Regions from separate parts of the Mus musculus genome. Here region 2 is linked to region 1. Evidence: chromatin loops called from intact Hi-C (ENCODE). Cell type or tissue: gastrocnemius. All regions are shown on one strand.

Evidence for each region. Peaks named below come from ENCODE experiments on the same cell type or tissue, not always from the same donor. Only the 100,000 strongest peaks of a DNase experiment are listed, where the experiment ranks them.
Region 2: a loop joins it to region 1, with 3 times the contacts of the local background. A loop is called at or near these places in 2 of 42 quality-filtered maps.

What each region holds. Positions count from the first base shown.
Region 1 is chr15:72,038,437-72,046,436 of GRCm38, reverse strand. It overlaps a transcript of Col22a1 not described here. Among named protein-coding and RNA genes, the nearest start is that of Col22a1, 8.2 kb to the right of the region's middle. In gastrocnemius, no CTCF peak of the experiment used is centred here; no DNase peak of the experiment used is centred here.
Region 2 is chr15:71,926,708-71,934,707 of GRCm38, reverse strand. It overlaps Col22a1 (collagen, type XXII, alpha 1), which reads left to right. Exons shown (of 64, transcript NM_027174.1): 22 at 1,246-1,299. Among named protein-coding and RNA genes, the nearest start is that of Col22a1, 100 kb to the left of the region's middle. In gastrocnemius, no CTCF peak of the experiment used is centred here; a DNase peak (open chromatin) is centred at 4,023; H3K27ac peaks cover 1,816 bases.

The DNA of each region.
Region 1 (8,000 bases):
TTTTCTTAATAGAGGCTCCCTTCTCTCTGATGACTCTGGCTTGTGTCCAGTTGACATAAAATTTAACCAGTATCCAGTATGTCCTTCCTTCCTTCCTTCCTTATTCCTTCCTTCCTTCCTTATTCCTTCCTTCCTTATTCCTTCCTTCCTTCCTTATTCCTTCCTTCCTTCCTTCCTTCCTTCCTTATTCTTTCCTTCCTTTCTTTTTTTTCCTCTCTCCCCCCAACTTTCCCTCACCTCATCCTTCATTTTTGCCTCTACCACCTCTTTCCCATTCCTTTCTTATTTTTATTTTAAAACATCCACTGCCAAGGGATTCCCCGTTGCATGGAAGTATTTCTCATTTGAAGCATCACCAAAGATACCTGGGAAGGGATCTGAACACTTCTATAAAGGCCAGAGCCCAGAAGACAACGGCCCCTGCTGCCTGGATTCTGGGTGATCCAGAGAAAGGTGTGAAGAGTGAGGTGAGGTGGGGGAAGCTTTGAGCATCTGCATCCCGGGTTCATGGCCTGTAGACTCCATTTTGTTGAGAAGCTGGGTTTCTGTCCCAGTTTCCTGATCGGTTTGTGAGCTCCTGTCTAGCATTAGAGACCATCCAGAGTTCTTGACTGGAATCCTGGGATCACAACAGCTTCAACACTGTCCCAAATCAGATTTACACACACACACACACACACACACACACACACACACACACACACACATGCCTGTTACTAGTGACTGAAGACAGGGTCTCCATGCTTTGCAAGTAGTTGGCTATTAAACTATATTTTCAGCCTTTTCTAAATTTTATTTTGAGGTAGGGGCTCACTAAGTTTCTCAGGCTTTCCTTGACTTCATAATCCTTCTGTCTCACCTCATGGAGTATCTGAGATTACATGTATGTGTCACCATTTCTGGCTCTAAAACAGATATTTGGAGCCAACTTTTGCCCAGCCCACAGCCACTTGCTTCTATCTCCTACCCACCTGGAAAGATACTGCTGTGATTGTTAAAATAAGCATCCTCGTGCATGCCAGATGTTTCACTGGTTTAATTTAATGACACGTATATGAAAACCATAGATACTTTCTATAAGAGCCTTAATTTTCAGATGCAGAAACTGGCATTAAGAGGGTGCAAAACACTCTGTTGAGGTTGCCTAGTAACAGGTGGATATATGTCCTGGATTTATTGATCCATGTGGAGGGTCTAGGTCAAGACGAATAGGCCAAGTCCTGGAGAGGTAAAAGGTGATGGAGGCAGTGGAGAGGACTGGCTTCCTGGGTTTGAGGTGTAGGTGGTAGCATGAAGCTTCATACTCATAGGAGACTCAATCTTGGTACAAAACTCTACTGTCACTATCTTGAAATTTTTAATAGTTTTATCCATACATTTGTGTCACATACATAGAAGTCTTATGGGACAGGAGAACAGGTAGATGCGCTCAGTGTTCAACCTTCCTCTCTTTGCATATTTCTCAGATATAGCCCAGGAACAAAAGACGAAGGGTCCCTGTGCTCAGGAGCAGAGTAAGGCTAAGAAACCTGGGGTCAGATGCCAGTAGGCTTGGAGCACTGTGATCCTGAGGGCCATGGGTTCCTTGACACAGACCATGTGTTACTCTTATTCACTGCTAAACTCCCACTCCCACGTGGAAAGCTGCGCTCCCCAGTGCAATACTCAGAGGAGAAGCATTTCAAATTAAGCATGAAGTTTCTGTCCTAACCATTGGGCCCACTGATGGATTCAAAGCTTGATGTCATAACTGGGAGGGGCAGCTTTGCCGACGTGAAGTAGGACCTAACTAGGGAAAACAGATAAGCTTTTTAAATGTATGTTTGTTTCCTTGCTTATCTGCCTTTCCGTTCTCGGTCTCTTGGTTAGAGTGACTTGAGCAGCTTTGTTCTGTCCTCTGGATGCCATGATATTATGACTCACCAAGGGCCCTAAAGAAAGGGGTCTGGCTAATAGAAGCTTCTGAAACCATATGTCAAAGTAGAGCCTTCCTTTTTTTTTAAAAAAAAAAAGTTTTATTCTCAAGTGTATTTCCATAGTGATTAAAAACTAATATAACACCTAAGAACGCAGTGACCTTATAAGATCCACAGATGGCCAGTTAACCTTGAAACATCCTTTCTTATCCTGTTGTTTCCCTACCCATTTGGAAGACGATAGCCTGTATCAGTAGCTCTTACCCTCCTTAACGCTGTGATCCTTTAATGCAAGTCTATATGTTGTGGTCAGCCTGACCATACTATTATTTTGCTGCTACTTAACAACTGTAATTTTGTTATTGTTATAAATTGTAATGTAAATATCTGATATGTGACCCCCAAAGGGATCCTGACCTATGTAAGTTGAGAACTGATGGCCTAGAGGAAGAGGGGCTGATGGGTAATGCATAGCTCTTTCCCATGAGTCCTTCCTGCTTGACCAGTAACTAGAAGGGAGAGGCTATGGAAGAGTGTGTGCATTTTGTGAAGCAAACGTAGCTGTCCTCTGAATTCTAAATCTTTGCAAATTTTCAGCTAATCTGATCAAAAGACAAACCCATGGTGGCTGGAGAGATGGCCCAATGATTAAGAACATCAACTGTTCTTCCAGAGAAGTGGGTGGGTTCAAGTCCCAAAGGATCCCCTTTCCTTTTCTAGCTTCAGTAGGCTCCAGGCATATAACTGGTAACCAGGTGTACATCCAGACAGAATCCCCATAAAAGTAATAAATAATAAGCAATACAAATAAAAATAGACACATATAAAAATAAATATTTTTAAAATGCATACCCACAGATTAAAATGAAACAGAAATTGTGTGATCCAAGTACTTGATTCTTCTTTTGCTTTTGAAATCGTCACCATACAGTACAAAGATGGAGAACAGCACTCTTGCAGGCTGTGCAAAAATCTAAATTTCCTTTACTTAGGCAACATTAAATAGCAAATTACAAAACCACAATAATACCTCGATTGAGTGTGCAAGAAGAGAGAGCTGCATTTCTGCACCTCTGACATCACTTTGCCCTGCTGTTTGCCAAAGGTACCCTAAGTCTTTGTCTTGCTCTAGACATTGTGTAGTTTACAGCCAGTCCTAGACAGAACATTCTAAAGATGAAAGAGAATTTGAAGTGTCGAAGCCCTCCCTTTTACTAGTATAGAAACTGACCCTCAAGCCATGCTAATGTGAAAGTGAACCTCCTGTTTGGGATCCTGCCTCACTTAGCCTTCAGCCAGAACTAAGCCCTCCCAGAACCCATAAGCCTTCCATGTCTGGGACTCTGCCAAGATGTAGCATGGTCCCAGTATTCCAGCCAGTGGGGCATTCTCTGAAGACCTGCTTTGAGGGCAGACAAAGTCTGTGGGACTGTTTTCTGAAGAAGAAAAAAATAAATAACCCTGGAACCCCTGCCCCTTCTTAACAGCATATCTTTAGCCTTGTGAATTCCCATACCGAGAGGCCTGTGGTCTACAGAAAACTGCTCATTGTGGTCTACACAATGCAGGAATATCCCACCCAGCTTGGAATTCCAGCCATATTCACTGTATTGTACCCAGAGAAAGAAGGGTTCTTTTAAGGAGAGAAGAGGAGGGGCATGTCATGTTGGAGCCTGGGGGACCATGCCCACCCCGTGGTTGCTGGTGCCTCAGCTTTCCCACGACTTCACCGCACTGGTGGCTTTGATTCTGAAGGTCATTTTCAAGGTTAACTTATTCAGTGCATATGGGATAGGTAAGAGAGGATGCTGGGCTGTGAGTGTTAGATCTAGCTGGGGCCTGAGGTCACCCAAACTTACAGACACCCACTCCAGTTTATTTTCACCCTGTAGGTATATTTTGGAAGCTTTTTCTTTCTCCCAGTACAAGGTGAGTGAGCGTGACTTCAGGCAGGGCATGCGAGCACAAGCAGTTTGTCAAAATAATTGATACTGCTAAGCCAGAGGGCAAGCACAATAGATGCTTGTGGAGCAGATGGGGAAGAGGTGTAATCCCTATAATACAGACAGAGGCATGCAATTTAGAAAGGAAGCTTTATTTGTTTGGAACAACAGGAATGGATAACGCCACTCTGTGCAGCCAGAGCTGGCTTTGGAACATTTAGAAATCATTCCTTTGGGCCACTTTTCCAACTCTTTCTCTAGACTTGTTCGCCATCAGCTGGTAACCCTGCAAATCCTGAGTTTCCTGCTCTGATCTCCCCACCCTTTAAGATGCTGCTTATGGAAACTGCTTGTTTAACAGAGCTAGGCAGTGAGGCTTCAAGCAGTTCTTTAATAGCTCTTGTCTTCTGTCTCATCACCTACACAATGTGCGTGGTACTGTAGCCTTGGTGTGGGTGTGGCCTAGTCTGGCCCATTTCCCGCACATTCAGGGGATACCCACACATCGTCCAAGCAAGATCAGTTAGTGTGTGGGTTGTTTAACACAACTGATAAATATGAATGTGTGCCTTTCCCCAGTCCTCCAGTTTATTGATTAGCATTGCAGCTCCAAAGACTCTCTGCAGCATTGTGCTGCTCAAGACGTGCAGCCCTTCTTTGTTGGAGTCTAATATTCAAGGTGATCCAGAAAAAAAGAAATGTGCTGTACTGGCTAGTTTTGTGTCAACTTGACACAGGCTGGAGTTATCACAGAGAAAGGAGCTTCAGTTGGGGAAGTGCCTCCACGAGATCCAGCTGCAAGGCATTTTCTCTATTAGTGATCAAGGGGGGAGGTCCCCTTGTGGGTGGTGCCATCTCTGGGCTGGTAGTCTTGGTTCTATAAGAGAGCAGGCTGAGCAAGCCAGTAAGAAACACCTCTCCATGGCCTCTGCATCAGCTCCTGCTTCCTGACCTGCCTGAGTTCCAGTCCTGACTTTCTTTGGTGATAACAGCAATGTGGAAGTGTAAGCTGAATAAATCCTTTCCTCCCCAACTGCTTCTTGGTCATGATGTTTGTGCAGGAATAGAAACCCTGACCAAGACATGTGCCCATCAAAACTTAAATTGTGTGCTTTCTTTGACAATCTGGGGCTATGTTTTGGCGTAATGAGCTATGGACTCTTCCCAGCATTCTTGCAAACCCCGAATCTGCAATGTTCGGTTTCCTTATATAAGATGGTATAGTGTTTGCATATAGCCCAACTTAGATCATCTTCCTATTACTTGTAGTGTACCCAGAGCCATGCAACTCTATTTAAATCTCTATTATACAGCATTATTTGTTCAAAAATAACAAGAAAAGTCTGCATGCTCAATCCAGATGCAATTTTGTTCACCATTTTCAATCCACAGTTGGTTGAATGGAGGGAGATGGAACCCACGGATTTAGTGCACCGATTGTATCCATAAAATTATATACCACAGCATATTTTAACTACGGAAAAGAAATGGAAAGAGATATCTATCAATTGAGAACTCGTAAAGAAAACAGCAGTGTGGGAAGCTGGGTAAAGCTCTCTCCAGTGTAGCACCTGGCATAGAACAAGCATTAAACATCTGTGGAATGAAAGTAAAGACAAAGAGAACACAAGGTAGTCACTGGCAGAGTGAGCCAGGGTTAAATAGTCTGACGTTGGCAGGTACCCAAGGCATATATGGCTGCGTGAAGAAGTGGTGCTGCAGAATGGGGTTTGGGGAATATGTTCCTGCTTCCTAAAACAGGAGGTGTCTGGATATACTATATGCAAAAAATTCTGGATATACCAAATGCAAAAAATTCCAGGAAGTCACAGAAAATCATTTCAGTGGTGCTCTTTGGAAAGGAGAGATGAGGAGAGCTGCCTTATTCTCTCTCTCTCTCTCTCTCTCTCTCTCTCTCTCTCTCTCTCTCTCTGCTATTTAATACCATAGCATGGCCACCTGAGTGACTTCTCATTATTTATTTGATAATGTCCTTGTGTTAATGCTTTGGTTATTATCAATTCTCTCTATCCTATGAGGAGCTGATCTAGGCATATTTGGGAATATTATTTCTCATGAACAATGCATCACTAGAGACAGGACTGTCACTGTTATTGATGCTGCTGCAATCCCTGCCATTTGACTGATTTCAAAATCGTGGAGTGGCTCAGCCTCTTCTTAGCTCCAAGAGAAGTTAGCAAACAAACAAACCTAGGGCATTCGCTTTATTCTCCTGTAAAGTGGACGTTTATAGCTTGAGGGTGCTTCCAACTAAGATGATGAGGGATGATACAGTAGATCCAAGGGAAGATGAAGTTTATCCTGGTATGCCCATGATTACCAAGGAGGGCACATGGGTTTTTTTTTTAAGGAGTTATTGACATTGGAGGAACTGATATAAGTTGTAAATTAAAGAAATGAGGCTGGAGAGATGATTCAATGCTTGCCACACAAGTACATATGAGGATCAGAGTTCGGATTTCCAGAGCACAGATAAAACCAGATATAAGAGAACACATCTGTAATCCCAGGGTCAAAGTTTGGAGCTGAGACGAAAGGATGGACCATCTAGAGACAGCCATATCCAGGGATCCACCCCATAATCAGCTTCCAAACGCTGACACCATTGCATACACTAGCAAGATTTTGCTGAAAGGACCCAGAGAGAGCTGTCTCTTGTGAGACTATGTCGGGGCCTAGCAAACACATAAGTGGATGCTCACAATCAGATATTGGATGGATCACAGGGCTCCCAATGGAAGAGCTAGAGAAAGTACCCAAGGAGCTAAAGGGATCTGCAACCCTATAGGTGGATCAACATTATGAACTAACCAGTACCCCGGAGCTCTTGACTCTAGCTGCATATGTATCAAAAGATGGCCTAGTCGGCCATCACTGGAAAGAGAGGCCCATTGGACACACAAACTTTATATGCCCCAGTACAGGGGAACGCCAGGGCCAAAAAAATGGGATGGGTGGATAGGGAAGTGGGGGGGAGGGTATGGGGGACTTTTGGGATAGCATTGGAAATGTAATTGAGGAAAATACGTAATAAATAAAAAAAACAACAAAAAAACAACAAAAAAAGTATAATATCAGTGAAGATAAGTAAACATAAGAACTTCAGCAGCTTGCTCTTATTGTTCAGAATAGTCTTCTGAAAAATTAGATCTTAAGAACTCAACTCATTTATGCTTACTTCCTATAATGGCATCATAAATATTATCTAATAGGAAAAAAAAAAAGAAGGTAGAGGGAGAGACAGGATAACCATTGGACCTCATAGGCCTGTTAGCCCAGTGCAAGCAGTGTTGAAAAATAAGAAACCTTCTACCAAACAAGGTTGTAGGCAAAGACCAATACCTAAGGTTGTCTTTAGATCTCTAGTCTCAGGCTGTGGTACACACACACACACACACACACACGCCATACATGGATACACACAAAAATTAAAAAGAAAAAACAAAGAAAAAGAAAAAGAAAGCTTTGGGCCTGGAAGCCCCACCCAGTGGGGTATCATCATGCCTTGGTTTGAGTTACTTTGAAGAGAAAGCAGAAAAAGAGCCAGTGGGAAGGAAATCTAAGTTCCCCATGAAATAAGAATTTGTTTTGTGAGTAGACACTCACAAATAAAGTGAACAGAAAACTTGAAGTTATTTCTAAGGCCAGCATAGAGAAGTACAAATCTCTGGAAAAGACAAACCTGGGCTGGAAGCCAGGCTCTGTCCCTCTTAGCTAGTTCCTGCCAAACTCAAACATCTTTCACCAGATTCCTGCATCAAGGATAGCCCATCATCTTACCAGGTGTGATCCACATCAGAAACAAGATGCCTCTGAGACATCTGGAGTTGTGTCCGGCCACAGGCATTTTTACCGGTGTCCATGAATGGTGGCATCATTACTGTTTTCTGGGGGGACCTTAGGGAGTCCTAGGAGGGATATCAGGACAATGGCTAGGTTTTATCATTGTCCACTGCTTCCCTGCTTTAGGCAGGCACCAATCTAGGATAACAGCAATGGCAGAACCCCCAACCCTTCTGGATCTTGTTTTTGGCTGTTGAGAAAATGGAATTTATGACTTATAGCTATAAAATTTACTCCAGATGAATAAGAAAGCCCACTGGAGCTCAGAGGCATGGTT
Region 2 (8,000 bases), 110 kb after region 1:
CCTACCCAGCTAAATTTAGATCCATGCCTGGACAAGGGCAAAAAGTAGCCACATTCTCCCAGGAGACACTGGCTTTTAAGACTTTGCAGTGGAGAATAGAAAATTTTTGAGTTTGTGAACCTCAGCAACCCCAGGGAGAGGAAAATATATTCGGGGGAACAGCACATGATACTCTGCATCTGAATGCTGGTGACATTCCTCCCTTCCCTAGGATGAAGCAGATTCTGGTAATCTTACCAATTCATGGCACAAGCCACTTCCTTATGAGGAAGGAGAATTTGTGCATTGCCGTTCATCCTACGCCACAGGTGGATTCGCTTTACTGCTTACATGGTGATAGAGAAAGAAAAGAGCATGGCTCTAAATAGGAGACTGGCCACCAAAGAGTCATGCAACCATTGACCATAGGGACCACGCCTGCGTGATGCTGATTATTTAAGATAAGGAAAGAAGTTCAAGGAAGACTTTACTGGAAAAACAGCAGGATGTGGCGACAGAGCCAGAGCTTGAGTTGAGGGTCTCACATGTTCTGAACAATTATGATGGAGTGTTCAGGCCTGAGGGTTCACTCTTCATGTGGTTTTTTCAATTGCTTAGCAGATGGATACACCATCTCCACTATATAGAAGACACGATCAGACTTTGCCAATGTCTGCTGACTCCCAACCCAGAGGTCACACAAAATTTACAGCCTTCAACATTCTTTCTCTAATCGACATGCACCTTTCATAGATAATTTTATTTGCACCAACTTTATTATTTTTTTTAAGAGCAACAAATGCTCTTAACAATGGGGCCATCTTTCCAGGCTCTGTTTGTACTAACTTTGATACTTTGTTTTTTGTTTCCCAAGAGTCAGAAAACCCAAGCTAATTCCTTCGAGGTAGCAATAATGGAAAGAGTGGAGATACTTAAGAGTTATACACTGCTTTAGGTGATTCTTCTCTGTGTGCTTTATGCAAACTACTAACTACATTAGCCATGCCGTTTCTGTGTGCTCTTCTGCAAAGTGTGTGATGCTGCACATGTCTTCCTGGTTAAACATGTTTTAAAAGCCCATAGCAGTCAGTCTGTATATTTTAGGGTAGATGGCAGATCATGGATTGCTTCTTCTCTTCTGACCCCATCATTTCCTATTTGGAGGCAGTGACATGTTCCCGTCCAATGACAGCAAGAGGGGAGAGCACATGCCATGCCATGGAAGTCCACACATAACATTCTCTCCTTTTCCCTTTTTTTCCAAAGGGTTTGATTGGCCCAGAAGGCAGAGATGGACCCCCGGGGCCTCCAGGTCTCCGAGTAAGTAACCCATGCTCTCTTTCTGATGCCCCTACTCACCCACGCTGGCCTCAATTGCATGGCCACCATTGCATGTCATCCAACAGAGGACTCAAATCTCTTCATCCAGCTTCTTCAGCCTTAGGAACTTGCAGTGAAAATTGAAAACTGAAAGACTGGGCTTGGCTCATTCATCTGGCTGAGTATCCACCTTGTTGATCTGGGCCTTGGAAACATGGAGAAGAGTCTGAATGGCTGTGTCCAGTACATAGAGGCACACACTTCTCAGAAATCAGGATTCTAAAAGAAAGAAGCCAACAAGCCAAAGAGGATATATAATTCAGGGATCAGCAGTTGACCCAGGCAAGCAGGAGCCAGAGCTTCCCACAGGAGATGATGAGGGAATTTAATTTGGAGACAAGTATTAGAGAAAATAGAGACAAAAGTCACAATCTGCCAACATGTTCCAACTTTAATTTGAAGATCTATATCATTATTGAACATTTTGTCTTACGGTAGTCAATTTGATGCAATTAGATTTAGTTTAATTTAGAAGCTGTCCTGTGTAAAAGTTTGCACACCTGGAATGATGTAAGAGGCTTTGATAGGAGGGCTCAAGAAGCATATGCAAGCCAGATACTCTGTTGGATGCTTCCTGGCAAACTTGGCCAGGACTTAGGTTCAGCTCTGTGTCCTCAGTCTGTAGAAGAACGCACGTGCATCTGCTGGACGTGAACTCCGAAGCGTGTGCTCTCTCTTTTAGTTCCCACAAGGAGCTCTCCACAGGTTAAGTACATCCAATAGTGAGGCAGGCAGCTCCTGGCACAGTAAGCTTCTCTGCTCTGCAGGTTTGCATCCAGAGGCAATGGAGTTAGTGACCCATGGGAGGCAGAGGTCCTGGCATCTGATGGAGCATTGTTCCTCCTACTTTAATGCCCTGTTTAGCTTGAAGATTATGTAGCTCCTTTGGGGGATGGTTTTATATGCCTGCCATGGATCAAATGAGAGAGCTGGGTCCACAACACTTCACAGCTTTCACCCTGAAATTGTGTGTGACCCCTTTCACTCAACAGACCCTACCTGTCCTCGTCTACTGGTGAGGTCTCAAACATTGTAAAGTCTAGGGGAGATGTTGAAAGACATGTCCAAGGCACCATACTATGGGTGGGAAACAAATAGAGTCACATTCAGGATACTCAGCCATAGGCTGCTTCAATTTCCCCAGTCAGCCAGATGAAGTGGTCGCCATATTGCTTTCTCCCCTGTAGTAGAAGGAGTCTAGGCTCTGAAACAAGTATATGGCCTTGACATGGACGCTATGTGGCTCTTGTATGGCACCTGGTCTTTGCAAGCCTGTTGCTTTCTTACTATAGATATGAAGCTTCATAATGTCTGAGATGCTGTGAGAAAGGATGCTCTGAATAAGAAGCAAATTGTCGCAGTGCTGGGGCTCTTATCCTCTGAACATGTTCACAGGCCATCTTAAGAGAAGGCAATTATGTTCACATGCTATACATTTAGTGTTTATGCGCCACTGTCATTGAACTCCTGCAGGTGCTGCTTTCCCTGATATAATATTAGCATGATACACAGAGCTCTTTACAGAATGATGAGTATAGACAGTTTCTATTCATATCTTCAATTTACCCACCAAGTGGAGAAGAAATATCTTGTGGGAGCTAGCTGATCAGACCCACGCTTTATTGTTTGGGATTGCTTGGAACCTACCATGTATGGTTCCCAAGTCATCTTCTGCCATGTTAAGAACGGCTTAAACTCTGTGAGCCACCTCAACCACATCTAAAAAGTGAGCTTGGCTCAGTCCAGTTTTAACACAGATTAAGGGACTTGGGAACTAAGCAATCAGTTTCTGAGAGTTAGCAAAAAGATGGAGAGGGTAAGGTAGAGCTGTGGCTGGAGTGGAATGAGACAGGAGTGTAGCAAGCTCCAGCTATGTGCCAGACCTGGCAATAGCTTCTGTAAGTCAAGGCTAGACCCTGGTAGAACACAATTGCTCAACAGCCCCTTGGGTATTCCTGCTCAAAACCACATACTTCTCCAAAGCCTGCCTGCCTTTGCACAGTCTCTCAGTGTACCCCATGTTTCCACACCTTGTGTTGAGCTCTGACATTGCATAGATATTCTGCTATCTCTCTCATAATTTCCCCAAAAGATGTGCACTCTCCAGTCGGATGCTCAAAGTCCCCTAAGGCTAGGTTATATCAGGTCTCTTGGGAGGTGGATAAAGATGATGAGATATTCTGAAGAGAAGGGAAGCCCAGCTTAGAGAAGGCTGCCATGCTTCCAGGGAGTGATGTGGGAGCAGATACTGTCTGTTGCAGCCCTGTAGTTAATGGGATGCTAAAGATGGCTGCACAACATAGGAAGTGTTCATAGAAGGGAGCTACTATGACTTATGTGTACTGATCTCTAGTTTGGGCATGAATCAGTTAAAACTCCAAAGTCATGGCCTTGGGGACTTTGCCCCTTCCATTCCCCTTTCCACATTTTTTTCTTGGTCTTTTGGTCTTTTCCCTTTGTCCTACCCTAGCCTTATATCTTCCTCCCTTTCCTTCTACTATAAGTTCAACAAAAGTTTCTTCATCATCGACTCGCCATGGTGGTGGTCTACTGAGGGTACCTACTGCTGATATTCTGGCAGGCAGAGGGATGCAGACACAGCTGTTTAGTGTTTAAGCAGTTGGTGTGGAAAGGTCCCAAAGAGAATGCTGGGCTTGAGCAGGCTCTCAGGCAATGGGGTAGCTGGCCAGGCTGACAGCTGTAGAAAGGACATGAGCAGCCTTTACTGGGGCCCTGGGACAGGGACTTCTTGGCATATCTAGGGAAGGCATTCTTAGAGCCATCAAGGGTCTAGCAGGGGGAATGAAGCTAAGAGAACCTGAGAACAATTAGTGTTCAGCCCTGGAGGTCTTTGAAGGACTGTGTTTTTTATTTAGTATGAAGTGTGGAGCAATATGGGCTGCCTTCACCATGTTCTATTATGGGAAAATATGCAAACATTGAAAGAATAGCCTAGTGAACCTCTATATTCCCATATCCACTTCAACATTTATGAAGTCATTGAAACGTCTGTTTTATTTATATCAACACTCAGTCTGCCCATCACTGGGCTTGAGTTTGGAAGCAATTCTTAGTCCTGCAATTTACATATGAATATTTTAGCACACTGTCTCCAAAAGATAAAGGATTTTTTTATGAGAAACTGAACTGTAATACCATGATCCAACCCAAATCTGCTTGAAATTTCATCAAATATTTACCCCAGTACTCAGCGTGTTCTGACTTCTTTGTGCCTGACTGCATTTGCTCATTGTCATGTTTGATACCACAGCGAGGATCCAGACTTGTGCTCTGAAACCATTCATTTGAGTTTGGAAACAATTATAGAGGGAAGAGGGAGACCATCAGTCAGGAGCCTCCTGATGACCAAATGATAAGATGGAATCTCGGTTCAGAGTTGGACACACATGGAGGCTGCAGAAGTTGTTGAGGTCCCAACATGGCTCAGTTCATAGGCTGGGCATGGAGAAGACTGGGTAAAAGGCAGAAGGTGGTTCCTGAGGGTCCATGGTCTAGCACAGGGAAGCAATAAGTAAGACATTGCTGCAGGGTGCACTGGGAGAACTGAGGGTCTGTCTCTTGCTCTGCTGCCTCTAATGGCTTAACAATTGGTGACTTGGGGAATTCAGGGACTTCTGCCCCTCTTCTAGTCTGGAATTGCTCACCATTTCTGGCTGTGTTCCATCCTGTGAGCGTTGTTTGAGTTTAATGCCTGCAACAAAAACGGAAGAGAGAAACAGCTAATTGAGATGTTGTGGGCTCAGGAGCAGCTTCCTGTGACATTAGTCCCTGGCTGAGTCAGGACTGCCTGAGATAGGATGACTTACTCAAAAGTCGTATCGCTGCTTCTCTTGCTTGCCACCTGTCATTTCCTCCCCATCGATTTCCATCAAAGAAGCATCAAGAAGCACTCCTAAACATCAGGATGCACACTCGGGCTTCATGAAGGAATGGAACAGATTAAAAAAAAATTAGACTGTGAATGAAGATAGCCTAAAACAACAGGTAGGAGAAGGAATCTGGGCCCACTTTTTAAAAAGAGAGAGAAAGAGAGAGATTAGTCATAGACAGACAGCAGAATCTTTGGCAAGGTAAATGCACTCATTTTGGACAACACTGATGTTTTTCTCGATTGGCATGGTGAACGCAGATGATTGGTACCCAGGCTGAAGCGATACCTAGCTCCTTGTTACAGCACAGTAGATAAGGAGTGCTTGCCTGCACTTTGCCATAGCCTACCCATTTGCCTGATCTAGAAGGTAAGGAGGAGACAGGAACCATTGTCAATTGGAGTTAGGACCTGAGCAATTTTATCGGAATCTGGAACATTCTAGTGCAAGAGCCAGAGCCAGCCTTAGGTTTGTAACTGCACGTTTAGTGTTTCACACCTATAAAACATGAGTTTATATATGCGTGAAAAACTTATCCAATACATAGAATCATCTGGAATATACATCGGTAATGTCTTGGGTAACTTGTGTACTAGAAAAAAATGAATCAAAGGTGTAATCAGGTCTCTGGGCACACACATGACTGTGTAGCATGAAGAAGGGCAGGGCCCAGGACTAGTATCTGGTCAGCTGGGTATGGACCTTGGACAAGGGAATGTCTAGTATGAGAGGAGAAAAATTGGGTGTCACCTAGCTCTTTATGCTGAGTCCTAGAGGGATCTTGTTTTGGCAAGACAAAAATGTGTCCAGAACTTTAGCTAAGTGTAAAATTTGGAATACTGAATCATGAGGATGAAGTTCATGGCAACCCACAGTGGGAAGCCAGTTCCCTTCCCAAACTCCTCCTGATCTCTGTTCTTTGCTCTTTGCACAAGCTCACGGCAATCTCTTATAGACCTTTGGTTATTTTCACACCTCCTGGTTTCCTCCCATCAGTTATGGAAAACTAAATAGATAATCCTCTCCAAGTTGAGGTTCCCTTTCGCCTCAAGACAGAGGCTCCCTGTACTGCCTGTGTTATTTCCTATGTACCAGCGTCAGGAGGGCACACTCTTCTAATGGCATACATCTTTGTAGGACTAGTGCCAAGGGGTGGTAGAAACAAGTGGTTGGCAGTCACTGAAGGGCAGGATTGCAACTTTGCAAGTTTTCCTCTGCATGTGTGTGTAGTAGTTTATATGTGTGTGAGGACATGTGTGTGGAGGCCAGAAGTCAATGCTAGGTATTTTCTTTCCACTGAATATGTTATTTCCTCCACAATAGGATGTGAGACAAGGCTCCTCGATTGTATTAGATACATTGGATACAGTGTAAGGTCCATGAGCTGCAGGAGTCTGTCTCTTTCCACTTAGTGCTAATTTCCTGATGTTCAGACCCAAGCCTTCATGCTTCACTCACTTAGCCGTCTCCCTACCCTGACTTTCCTTTTACATTTGTCATTTGGTTTTCACAAAGTACCATGGGGTATGGTATCTTAGTCTCAGATTAGTAACTAGGGGGTCTGAAGAAATGGGTCAGAGTCTCCAGCGTCACCTAGTCTCTAAGGTGACATTGATCAGAGCCAAGTCTGCCTGGCTTTACCCTTTTCACAGCCTGAGCCTTGTTACCCCCACCCAAGAGATCAAAACTGTGAGCTGTTTTCCCAGCCGTGAGCTCCTTGGAGAGAGACCCAGGGCTCTTACTTTCCAATCAGGTACATCCTGTGTGCTTCCCCAGATGTGGATATCTTTTGTCTGTTTCCCTTGGCACAGAGGTCTCATGATTGCCAAACACGAATACCGTGAGACCCACCAGCTCTGACTCGTGTCAGGTTTCAGAGAGAAACATGGGCAGGCTTTTGTCAGTGGCAGTTTGGGTGGCATTTGTTCCACTTTCCATTGTTAAAACTTCCTGCTGGACCAGATGGGAGCAGTGTTTGGGCCACAGGCTACTATTTGATTCATTCCAGGGCTAGGAGCCAGGGTTCTGTTAGGACATTCTAAGTAGTCCCAGAACACCAGGTTTCAGATCCAAACAGTGGGAAATGATCATTCTAGACATTTGGAGGCATGGAAAAGAGCTGAGCGAAAGACCATAAGGCACACATTAGCTGACAGGCACAGCCAAGCCTTTTGTATGCTAATGGCTCCATCAGTGGCTATGTTAACACATCCTAGCTAGGTTTGCTGCTGTTTAGAATTTATCAGCCTTTCCTGTCTCCATGGGCAAACAGGCTGCCCTGGAAATAGCAGTTTTGCTTAACATTTTGGCATCCAGAATCACTTGAAAAATCTGCCCTCGTGATAAATTACGAATACTTATCCAGATACTGTGCTGGGCTGCAGTTTGAAAGAGAAGAAAATGAAAATTTCAGGAAGCAGAACTACCGTTCATAAGATTGCTCTTTATTCCAGGGAACCTGTCAGATTCAGGATGTGCACACAGCTGCTCCCTGGCTTCAGCTGAAGCTAACACAGCTGCTCGGGGCTCTGTGCCCAGCTCTTGAGATGCTAACTCATTTGTTTGTGGATGATAGTAGGGAATGCGTATCTCAAATGTGCTTCCTCATTTTGCCTATAATTCTTATTGTTGTTGGGCCTTCCTGGATGATGTGTTGCCCCAGGCTGTGATTTTTGTCCAGTTGAAATGGAGAGGAGTTATTACATAGGCAGAAGTGTGGCTATGGTCTCTAAGCCCTAAGAGGGCGTTAGA